Linked DNA regions of Homo sapiens: region 1 is linked to region 2. Evidence: chromatin contacts called from ENCODE Hi-C data. All regions are on one chromosome and are shown on one strand. Each heading gives the region's core, a stretch centred on a gene start or an enhancer-like site at or near the end of the contact. The rest is flanking DNA. Distances are from core to core; before and after follow the strand shown.

The links. A loop is a pair of places that touch in the nucleus more often than their neighbours do. Pooled maps may share reads with other maps.
Region 1: a map of heart right ventricle shows a loop between it and region 2 (10-fold over the local background). The contact joins the promoter of GATA6 here to the promoter of RBBP8 in region 2. A Hi-C loop is called at or near these places in 4 of 168 maps with a recorded cell type or tissue (ascending aorta, chondrocyte, heart right ventricle and 1 more) and 8 of 50 pooled maps.

Annotation. Positions count from the first base shown.
Region 1 is chr18:22,165,896-22,171,177 of GRCh38, forward strand. GATA6 (GATA binding protein 6) reads left to right here and starts at 3,694. Exons shown (of 7, transcript NM_005257.6): 1 at 3,694-3,787; 2 at 5,213-5,282. The coding sequence starts at 5,250. GATA6-AS1 (GATA6 antisense RNA 1 (head to head)) reads right to left here and starts at 3,073. Exons shown (of 2, transcript NR_102763.1): 1 at 2,772-3,073; 2 at 1,003-2,488. RefSeq lists enhancers at 1,339-1,842, 5,064-5,282.
Region 2 is chr18:22,930,842-22,935,622 of GRCh38, forward strand. RBBP8 (RB binding protein 8, endonuclease) reads left to right here and starts at 2,487. Exons shown (of 19, transcript NM_002894.3): 1 at 2,487-2,723. It overlaps RBBP8-AS1 (RBBP8 antisense RNA 1), which reads right to left and starts at 2,923. Exons shown (of 5, transcript NR_198963.1): 1 at 2,747-2,923. It overlaps MIR4741 (microRNA 4741), which reads left to right and starts at 2,508; the gene lies at 2,508-2,597. RefSeq lists enhancers at 2,217-3,057, 2,741-2,870, 3,231-3,280 and a silencer at 2,531-2,610.

The sequences.
Region 1 (5,282 bases), core at 2,444-4,943, 760 kb before region 2:
AACTTAAAGAAAATCACCGCCAGGACTCTGGTCGACGGCCTACCGTGCAGTGCGGCCGCTGAGTGGGGGACACGCCGCCCGGAACCCACCACTGGCCCCAGACGCTGGCAGGGGTGGGGGGCTCTGAGGTGACCCCGGGTCCTTGGGTAAAAGCGTCCCAGAGACGGGAAGAAATATGGTATAAGCGAGAAGGCCTCATAAATCTGGGCTGTTAAAAATCTAAGTTAAAAATATGTTTTAAGTCAGAAATGCATTCTTTTTCCTTATGAAACATCGCCGAAGCAGCCAGTTTTGTGACAGGATCGTAAAATGAGCGTGAGTTTGCGGGGGTGGAGGTGCACGGGGACGCGGGTCCTTGCTGGGTCTCGCCGCTCCTCCGGAAGCGGCGCAAGACTGGGTCCCCAAACACCCTTCCCGTTTGGCAGCCAAGCCCCCGCCCCCTGCCCAATTGGCTGCAGTGTTCTGGGTGGATTCGAATCGCGAATAGTGGTGTGGCGCGGCCGAAATAAATCAACCCTGGGGACAGGCCGCGCCCGGGAGCCAGCCCTCTGTGAGGGTAAGGGGGACGACTTGCCCAGGAGGGGCCGCTCATTGGGTCGAAACAGTCCGGAGAGAACAGTTTCGTTCAAGATTAGCAAATCCCGAAAGAGGAGACATGCGAGGGTGAAAGAAAAAAAAAAAGGAAAGGAAGGAAAAGAAAAAATATATATCCCCACGAAGAAAACAATAACTTTTAAGAGCTGTCCGCGTACTTTGGACACTAGTGGGGGCCTTCTCCCCAGCTCTTGGGTTTCTCCCTAGTTTGGGGTGCACCTCTTCCCTCCAAACTTCCTAATTTGCCGGCCTTCCAGACCAGCTGGGGCGCGCCCAGGAAGCTCCACGCGCGGGTCTGGGGCTCATGGGAGTGGCTTTGAAAACATGCTTGTCTTCCCCAGAGCGGTCCCTAGCGCCAAAGATGCATTGGGGAAAAGGCACATTGGAGACGTCAGGCAGCCTGGTTTTCTGTCTGAATCAACTGTACGAGTTAAACAGTTTTATTTCGAAATTAACCAACATAAACAACAACAACAACAACAACATTCACTACCCATTCCCTCGTTAGGTTGGAAAACCAGTCTGAAAAAATAAATACAATCTGTGACCATGAAAAGGAGCAATCACTTATTTTTCCCATATGTTTTGAACATTATTTTTAAAAATAGATTGGGAATCTGGAGGGTAAAATGCCGGGTCCCTTCCCGAGCCCTTAGAGCCCGAACGTTGTCGAATCGGTCAATGTCCACCCCGCTGCTCACCTCTGTCCCAGCAGCGCCGGGGCCAGCGCGCCCTCCCGCCGCGTCTGCGGAGCTGCGGGAAAAGCAGGTCCCCGGGGGGTATCGAGTGTCCAGGGATATCCACGCAGACATCCTTGTACTTGCAAATACAAAGAAACACACAGGACAGAGATCAGGCTCGCGCCAGGGCTCGATCTCCTCGGGGCTCAGGGTTGGAGGCCGTACACAGCCTGGACACAAACTGAGCCAAAGAGTTTATTTTTAGCAAATAAGATATGAGTTTTTAGAAAATTGCTTCGAATAGCAAATCCGAGAAACATTATTTCAAAACGTTGGAATCAAAGGAAATCAAATGCCCACAACCCATTTCCGTCAGTGCTTACAAATGAGCTTCTGCAAAACCCAGTCCACTTAAACATTTGGTCGGAACTCACGAAAAGAACCAAAAGCAAGGCATTCCGAGTCCTGGCGGGGGTTGAGCGGCCGGGCGGACGCCTGGCTATCTCTTCTGGGAGTCGCGCATTCGATCGCATTCAGGTTAAAATTTAAAGCCCCTGGATCCTGCTCCAGTCGCCAGCCTCTCCATTCCAGAGTTTTCTACCTTCAGCCTTTTCCAAATGCGGCCACGCTGAAACTGGGAGCCGCCGCAGTGATTGGGGGAGGCAAAGTGGAACGTAATAAAAGTGACTAAATTGGATGAGAACGGTTTCTGGACCTTCTCGGTAGCAATTTAAAATTCAGAAGTGTTTAGAAGCAATTTACAACGAAGAATGAAAAACGAAGAATTCTCGCCAACTTCCTGAATTCCTTGCCCCCTCCCCCGCACTGCCAGGCCCTGTCCCGCTCCCCCAGGAGCCACAAGTTCACAACTCACAGTTACGTGCAGAGGAAACAACGCTTAGCTACGAGGTCTCACCATCTCTGGAAACCATACTTTACAAGGCACCTCTCCACCCCAGTTCAACTCTGCACAGGCTCCTCTTCCTTCCCTAACTGGGAAAACACGAAAATAGAAACAAAACAAAAAACCAGAGCCTAAACGCTTTCTAGGAGACCGACCTTCAGAAAATCATTTACTTGGATTTACCTGGGCGGGGGGTAGGGGGTGGGGTCGGGGTAAAGTATAAAAATTCATTCTCACAAAAACAACGCCTCTTGTCCTAAAGTCTCCCTCGGCAGCCTTCTGGGGTCACGTCTGTCGGAAGAAATCCTTTCTGTAAGCGAAAGGGAGCGAGACATATATCACGGCTCCTGCAGCGGACGAGCCTGCGGCCGCGCGAGTTGCCGCTGACAGATCGGCGCTGATAACCCCGCGACGTTCATTTCCAGTCCCTTTTGCCCGCTAGGGACCGTATCAGTTTGTACAGAGTTGTGATAACTGTTTGGAGGGAGCGAAGAGGGGGTGTGTATATGAACGTGGGGGTGGGGAAGCAGCATTTAGCGCTGGGTCCAGGGAAGGTGACACCCCCTCTTCGCAGTGACTTATCTGTGACTTACCTGAAACTCTCCAGGGAAATATCAGAAACTCTCCAGGGACATCAAAAGTTGGAGAGCGTCCTCGGACACGACTGATGTGGAAGCCCTTTTCCATTCTGCGTACCCCATAGACTACCTTTCCGTACATGACGACCCGAGTTAAAGTTCCCAAAGGTCAGCTGGGGAATGTTGTCTTGAGGTTCCCGAAACCACCACGACCTGAGCCGTAGCATCCCGAGATAGGGTCGGAGAAAGTTTAAGGTCGGTCTCACACAACTTCAGGGCAAAAAGCGCATTTGCTGTGAAGGGGCTAGGCGGGGGTTGGGGGGCGGGGGGGCGCAGAGCACGTTCCCCCTTCCTTCTGGGGGCGTGCTGACCCAAGGTCTGGAGCGCCCCTCCCGCCGCGGCGGCGGCGCGGGACTGTGCACTGCCAACTCCTCCCGTGCCAAGGCTCCCTCCCCCTCCCTCGTGTGGGTGTGTGTGTGCGACTGCGGGAGCGGGAGGGTGCACCGCCGCTGGATGGGTGCGGGTCGCTAGCCAGGTCAGGCGTTCTGTGGCCTCCGCCCCTCCCCCGGGGTCCCTGGGCTCGGTGCCCCCCGGGTGGACTCGCCCCCACTCCGGGGACAGGGCTTGCGGCTCAGCCCACGCCCGCAGGCAGCGCGGCTCTCATTGTCTGCCTGGGCGGCGCGCTCCCCTCCCCCCTCGCCGTCCCCTCCCCACCCTCTTTTCTCTCCTCCCCTCGATCCCTCCTCCTCCTCTTCACCTCCAGCGCCCAGCTGCTCGCTGAGCGCAGTTCCGACCCACAGCCTGGCACCCTTCGGCGAGCGCTGTTTGTTTAGGGCTCGGTGAGTCCAATCAGGAGCCCAGGCTGCAGTTTTCCGGCAGAGCAGTAAGAGGCGCCTCCTCTCTCCTTTTTATTCACCAGCAGCGCGGCGCAGACCCCGGACTCGCGCTCGCCCGCTGGCGCCCTCGGCTTCTCTCCGCGCCTGGGAGCACCCTCCGCCGCGGCCGTTCTCCATGCGCAGCGCCCGCCCGAGGTTCGGCTGCTTCCTCCTCGCGCGATCTCCCCGCTTTCCTCCCCTCCACCCCTACTCGTCGCGGGCCCCTGGCCTCCGGCTCTCCGGCCCTCTCCAGGCCGCGGTCGGCTCCGACGGTGTTTCCCTCCTTCCCTCCGGGCGGGCTGAGGCGGCTCCCAGGCTCCCGGGACACCGCGGACCAACTTCTAGTCTCTTTTTCTCTCCTCGAAGCGCTTATCTGCGCGCAGCCTTATCTCCGAGTTATCTCGGCGCAAAGGGGCGGGAGCCGGTAGTTAGGCAGGCAGAGAAACTTCTTTCTTGCTATCTAGCCAGGTCTGTGTGTGGGCATTAATTTTAGTGTGGTAATCTCCGATGAGCCGAGGCGATTTGGAAGAGCAGCCTGGAGGAGGCCAGCCCGGCTGCATTTCACCTCCCTCCCCCACTCGCTCCGAGTCTCCCTGTCATTCTTCCTGCTCTCCCATTTGGGGTCGCCTCGGCTCTGGGGCGGTCTCACGCTCCCCCCTCCCCAGCCCGTTGCGTTCCCCCTCCTTTTCTCTGCTCTCCGCTCCACCCCGCTACGTCCGATTCCGGAACGGTCCGGCGTTTCTGCTGCTGGAGATGACCGCGGGGTGGGCCGGGTGGCCCGGCCGGCGTGAGCGCGCACGCTGGTGGCTGCAGGCGCGGGCCGTGTCTAAGGTGTGCGGCGCCGCGGGGACGCCGGTGGGGCTGGCGATTCCCGCCCCACAAGCTCTCCGCATTGCCTCTGCTGGGAAGGACCCAGACTGCTGCCCCCGCCCTGGCGTCCCACTTTCCCTGGGCCGAGTTGCATTTCTCTCTGGGGCTCGCGTTCGGGCTGGTCAGCGCAGTCCGGGAAGCTCTGGGAGAGCCAATATAGGAGAACGCGGCGGTTTCGTTTTCGGGGACAGGTTGCCTTCCTTACGCGAAGGGTTTTCCCGTGGGGAACCCTCACCCCGAGGCATTTCGGGAGAGGGGCATCCGCAGAGAGGCGGGATGCGGCGGTGCCGACACGCACAGCTACTTAAATTCTTTTGTGTGTCATCAGCCCGGGGGAGACACTTTAGGGCGGAAGGAAAGCCTCAGCCAGCTTCTGCAGATCACCCCTGGGATCTGGCGCGCGCACGGAGAAAGGATGCGGCCGAGGGGGTGGGCGGGGAGGACGCGGGGACCGGAGCGGTGCCTTTGAGGGAGGGCTGGTATCCCAGCCCTTCCAGGGCCCTGTGGCGGCTGCGCAGGCTCCCTTCCCCTCCCTTATTGATCTCCACGCCCGGGGCAGAAATAGGATCTTTGAGAAGTCTCAAATGGGATCTTTGAGAAGTCAGATCCCATTTGAACTAGAAAAAGGAGTGGAGGCGAGGTAGCGTGCAGCCTACGCTCTTGTTAACCCGTCGATCTCCTACCATACCCGTCTCCCCCACCCCACCTCAGGAGCTAGACGTCAGCTTGGAGCGGCGCCGGACCGTGGATGGCCTTGACTGACGGCGGCTGGTGCTTGCCG
Region 2 (4,781 bases), core at 1,237-3,736:
GTTCACTGCAGCCTTGAACTCCTGGGCTCAAGCAATCCTCCCACCTCAGCCTCCACAGTAACTAGAACTAGAGGCACGAACCACTGTGTCCAGCTATTTTGGTTTGATTTTTAGAATAGGAGACAAGATTTCACTATGTTGCCCAAGCTCATCTTGAACTCCTGGCCTCAAGTGATCCTCTTGCCTCAGCCACCCAAAGTCTGGCCCAAGACGTGGTTTTTTATCTCAAGAAATTTACAGTCCAGTGGGGAGACAGAATTAATTAAATAACTAAAACAATAAAAACTGTAAGATGGGGAGGTTACATGGTACTGTAGGAGGATCTAGTAGAAGAGACTATTGAAATAAGATAAAAACATGATTAGTAGATAGCTGGGGCAAAGAGTGGGGGTAGGTTTGGTGGAGAACTCCAGGCAGAGACAATAGCACGCAATGGCCTAGGAGACATCAAAAGTCTAGTGAGACCAGAGGACAGAAAATGTCTGGAAATAAAGCCAAAGGGGTAGCAGAGGCAATTCAAAGGGGCTTCCTTCACAGAGTAACTGGAAGCCACTGAAAGGGTTTAAGCAGCATAGTGACATTAACAGATTTACTTTTCAAGATCACAGTAGCTGCAGTATAGAGAAGTGGTCTCAAAGTAGACACAATTTAAGGTGGAGGAGGGAAGATGTATTTTTATTCTATTTTTTATCCTTTAAAAATGCTTTTAAAATGGATTATAATCATATTAGCTAAGAAATACTAATTATGGCTAGCTTTTGGGCACATAGTATATATCTGAATACTAAGCAGTTTACATATATTCATTTAATCTTAATACCCTGTGAGGTTGGTACTATTATTATCCTCAATTTACAGGTAGGTAAAATGGGACAGCGAGCTTAAGCAGTCAGTCCAAAGTCACTCAGTAAGGAAGTATTAGAGCAGGATTTAAACCCAGATGTCTGACTTCAGAGCCTGTAACTTCATTAGATCATGTACCATTTTTCAACAGTACATGTATGTAATTTAAAATTAAATATATATATGGAGAATAGAAGTTCAAATTTTTTTCTGAACACCAGTGAAAACAAAGATTTAGGAGGGGTGGTTGGTAGCGTGGATGTGGAAAGGAGCCTAGCAGTAGACTAGGTAAGAAATAACAGTATCTTGGATTATGGAGGTAGTGATGGAGAGAAGGGGATGGATTTACATGTTTAGTAAGTAAAATTGGACTGCGTGATGGCTTGGATATGGAAGTTAGGGATGAATAAAGTGTCAAGGATGACTCTTTGGTTTCTGACTTGCATAAATGGATTAGAGAGTGAGACACAGGCAGAGGCCATAGGAACAGGTTGGGTCATTCTGCTCAGTTTTTCTTTGGACCACAGTAGAGACCACAGCACACTGCTCTTTCAATACTCTGTTAAATGACAAACTTATTACAGGTTATTTCTGTCATAAACATAAAAGCTTCACTCTGTCAATTATGTTTCCTATCTTGCGTTAAAAATTACATAGTCAAAATTTCATCCATTTTCTTTTAAAAATGTGGAGTTAAGTCTTATAAAATGGGGAAGTGAATGATAGTTGCTGTAACAGGCTAATAGAAGGTTTAGCACCCCTCTTCTGTATACTAACTTTTTAAGTTATATTTATTCATCCCTTAAGATGTGGGACAGGTGGAAAAATTACCTTTCCACTTTGTATTTATGATTTCTAAGTACTAAACTTTTAAAGCCTGTTAATATTATCCCTTCCCAGGTCTTAGAATAATTACACAAAAGTACTGGACTGGTTTAAAAGATATTTGATTCTAGTCTATTTTGTTCATTTGTAGAATTTCTAGTGGTCTAAAAACGATTCTTTTACAAATCAGGAGAAATAGGAATACCTACTATCGGTTTGAATCTCAAACGAACAGCCACAAGAAAAATGGACTTTTTAAAAAAAATTATCTAACAGCATGTTGTCCCAATAAATAATGCTGAAGGAGATTCCTTCTCGTTTCAAATTTGCCAGAAACTTCCCGTTTAACCTCAGCAAAATACAGATCGTTTTGATCTATGGCGTTACCGCACAACCCTGTCAGGTCACATCACTAAACTGCAGATAACAGCGACAAGGCCGAAAACTATGTTAGACGGATCCGCGTCCATACCCCCCATCAGTTAATTTTAACTCTTCATTCGGTACAGGTCACTCTACACATGCTTCCCTGCAAAATGCTTAAGCTAGACACAGTGTACAGATAACTTTCACAGAACCGCAAGGGCTTGATGCTCCCCCAACAGAACGGCTTGAGCTTTCCCCAGCGCAATTCAGAAATGCTGTGGCGGTCGCCAGACTCTTCGGGTAGCTCCCGGCAGCTCCGAGGTAGCGCTCCCCTCCCCAACCATCGCCCTCCGGGATGGGCCGCACCGAAGAGCCCGCTCCTCAGCTAGGGCACGAAGTGCGCCGCCGCGATGGGCAGCTGGAGGAAGGGGCGTGACGCAAGTGGAACTCCCGCGTGACGTCGCGCGGGCTCCCGGGCGGGGCGGGTCCGGCCGCCTCCGAGCCCGGCCGGCAGCCCCCGGCCTTAAAGCGCGGGCTGTCCGGAGGGGTCGGCTTTCCCACCGAGGATTTGGCACTCTGGTGAGGGAAAAGGGCGAAAGAGAAAAGCGAGCAGCCGTCCTTTCACAGCCTCAGAAAGTGCTCGCTTCCCTTCGGGGGCTTTCGCGAATCCCGAGGCAATCTCGGAGGCGGTGAGTAAAAGCAATCTCTTTACCCCACCCGGAGCTCTGGGTCGGAGCGACTGCTTCTGGTCTGGAGCTGCGTGCTTGGCGAAGGGCTCCCGGGGTAGGGGTGGCTCCCGGCTCTGGGGTTGTGTCTGATGAAATAGGCCGGGCCCGGGCTACACTCGGTGGTGGTGGACCGGCGGGAGGACGAGCGCTACCTCAGTACTACTTCTGGGTCTCCCGCGCGGGCTGAGGAAGCGCCTTTCGCCGCCAAGCCCGCCCCGCGCATGCGCCGACTGCGGCTCGCGCGCGCGCTTCGGAGGTTTTTTGGCCAGACCCGCACGCGGAACCGGCGCGGGCACCTGGGGAGAAATGGATGGAGAAGGGACCTGGCTGGAAAGCCTTTGCCCCGCTGCTCTGCTCCGCCCATAAGAGGACCCCTGAAATGTCCCGTGCAGTTTGTTCAAGTCCCCTGTGTGATGAAATGTGCCTCTCGCCTTACCCGTGTGAGAATACCTGTGGTGTGGCAGCGAGTATTTTGGTGAGCACCTGCAGTGTAGTGGTTTATACTAAGGAATACACACAAATTACAGGCCTTTGAGCCCAGAATGCAACTTGGGAGGTAAGACGTGACGTTCTGAGAGATTGAAAAATGTACATTGTCGTCGTGCCTCGAATAACGGTTCATTGCAGAGAGAGATGCTAACAAAAAGTGCCGGGCATGCGGGTAGGTGGAAAGGGTTTTGCGAGCCAGAATTTGCAAGTTGAATGTTTTGTTTTTATGTTTTGTTTTTAAGGCACTGTACATCACTTACTTGAAGATAGATACGTAAAGGATGCTTATTTTACACTCTTTAAACGAATATGTTAATACTTTTTCGGTCATTGAAGTAATTAAACCTTCATTTTAAACTGTTGACTTAATAGAAATCGTTTATGTCTTCTTTTTTTTTCTTTTTGCTGCAGAGAGGTATTTTTTCTTTATTTTATTATTATTTTTTATACTTTAAGTTCTAGGGTACATATGCACGACGTGCAGGTTTGTTACATATGCATACATGTGCCATGTTGGTGTGCTGCACCCATTAACTCGTCATTTACTTTAGGTATATCTCCTAATCCTATCCCTCCCCCCACCCCACGGCAGGCCCCGGTGTGTGACGTTCCCCTTCCTGTGTCCAGGTGTTCTCATTGTTCAGTTCCCACCTATGATTGAGAACATGCGGGCTACAGAGAGGTATTTTACAGTTATTGGTCTCATGACTTGATTTCCATCCCTGACATAGCCATGTCCCAGCTGTGTGACCTTGGACATTTACTGCCTTACGCCTCTTCCCCCAACTCTAAAATGAAATTATAGTAGCTGTCTTACAGAGTTTTTCTGAAGGTTAGGTAGAATATAAATATTCTATAATATATAATTATATATTAAATAATATATAAATACAAATATTAATATTAATATTCTATAGTTTCTGGTATGTGGGAAACAAATGGTGACTTTTATTCACAATTATATATAGGCCCATTTGTTTATCTGTTAGAGTTAAAGATAGAATAAAAACCTCTTTGGTAACAAAACTAATGCAGTGCACCTAATTCTACTTTTAAAAACTTTTTTACAGAAATAAATGTACACAAGAGAAATACTGGAATTATGAACCCCATTGTATACGCACCCACCCAGCTTCAGAAATTGTTGAAGTTCAGCCCTTGTTTCATCTCTTCACCCAACATCCATTTTTGTTTGTTTTTGCTGGATTTTTTTTTTTTCAAGCAAATCGCAGAGTATATCCCTTTACCTGTAAATATCTCGGTAAATATCCCTTTAACAGATAAGGCCTTTCTAAAAAAAAAACAAACAAAACCGCATCATTATCATACCCAAGAAAATTAATAATTTCCTAATATCTAAAATCCAGCTCATATTTAGTTTCTGGATTATTTTTTAAAAGTCTAATCACAATTTTTGCAAAGCTTGATAGTTTATTTTTGTAGCTCTTGACGGTTCACCAAGTGGCTTCACATATACTCCTGCTCCCTTCAGAATTACTCTTTCAGCCCCTTTGTCAGAGACCTCAGGAA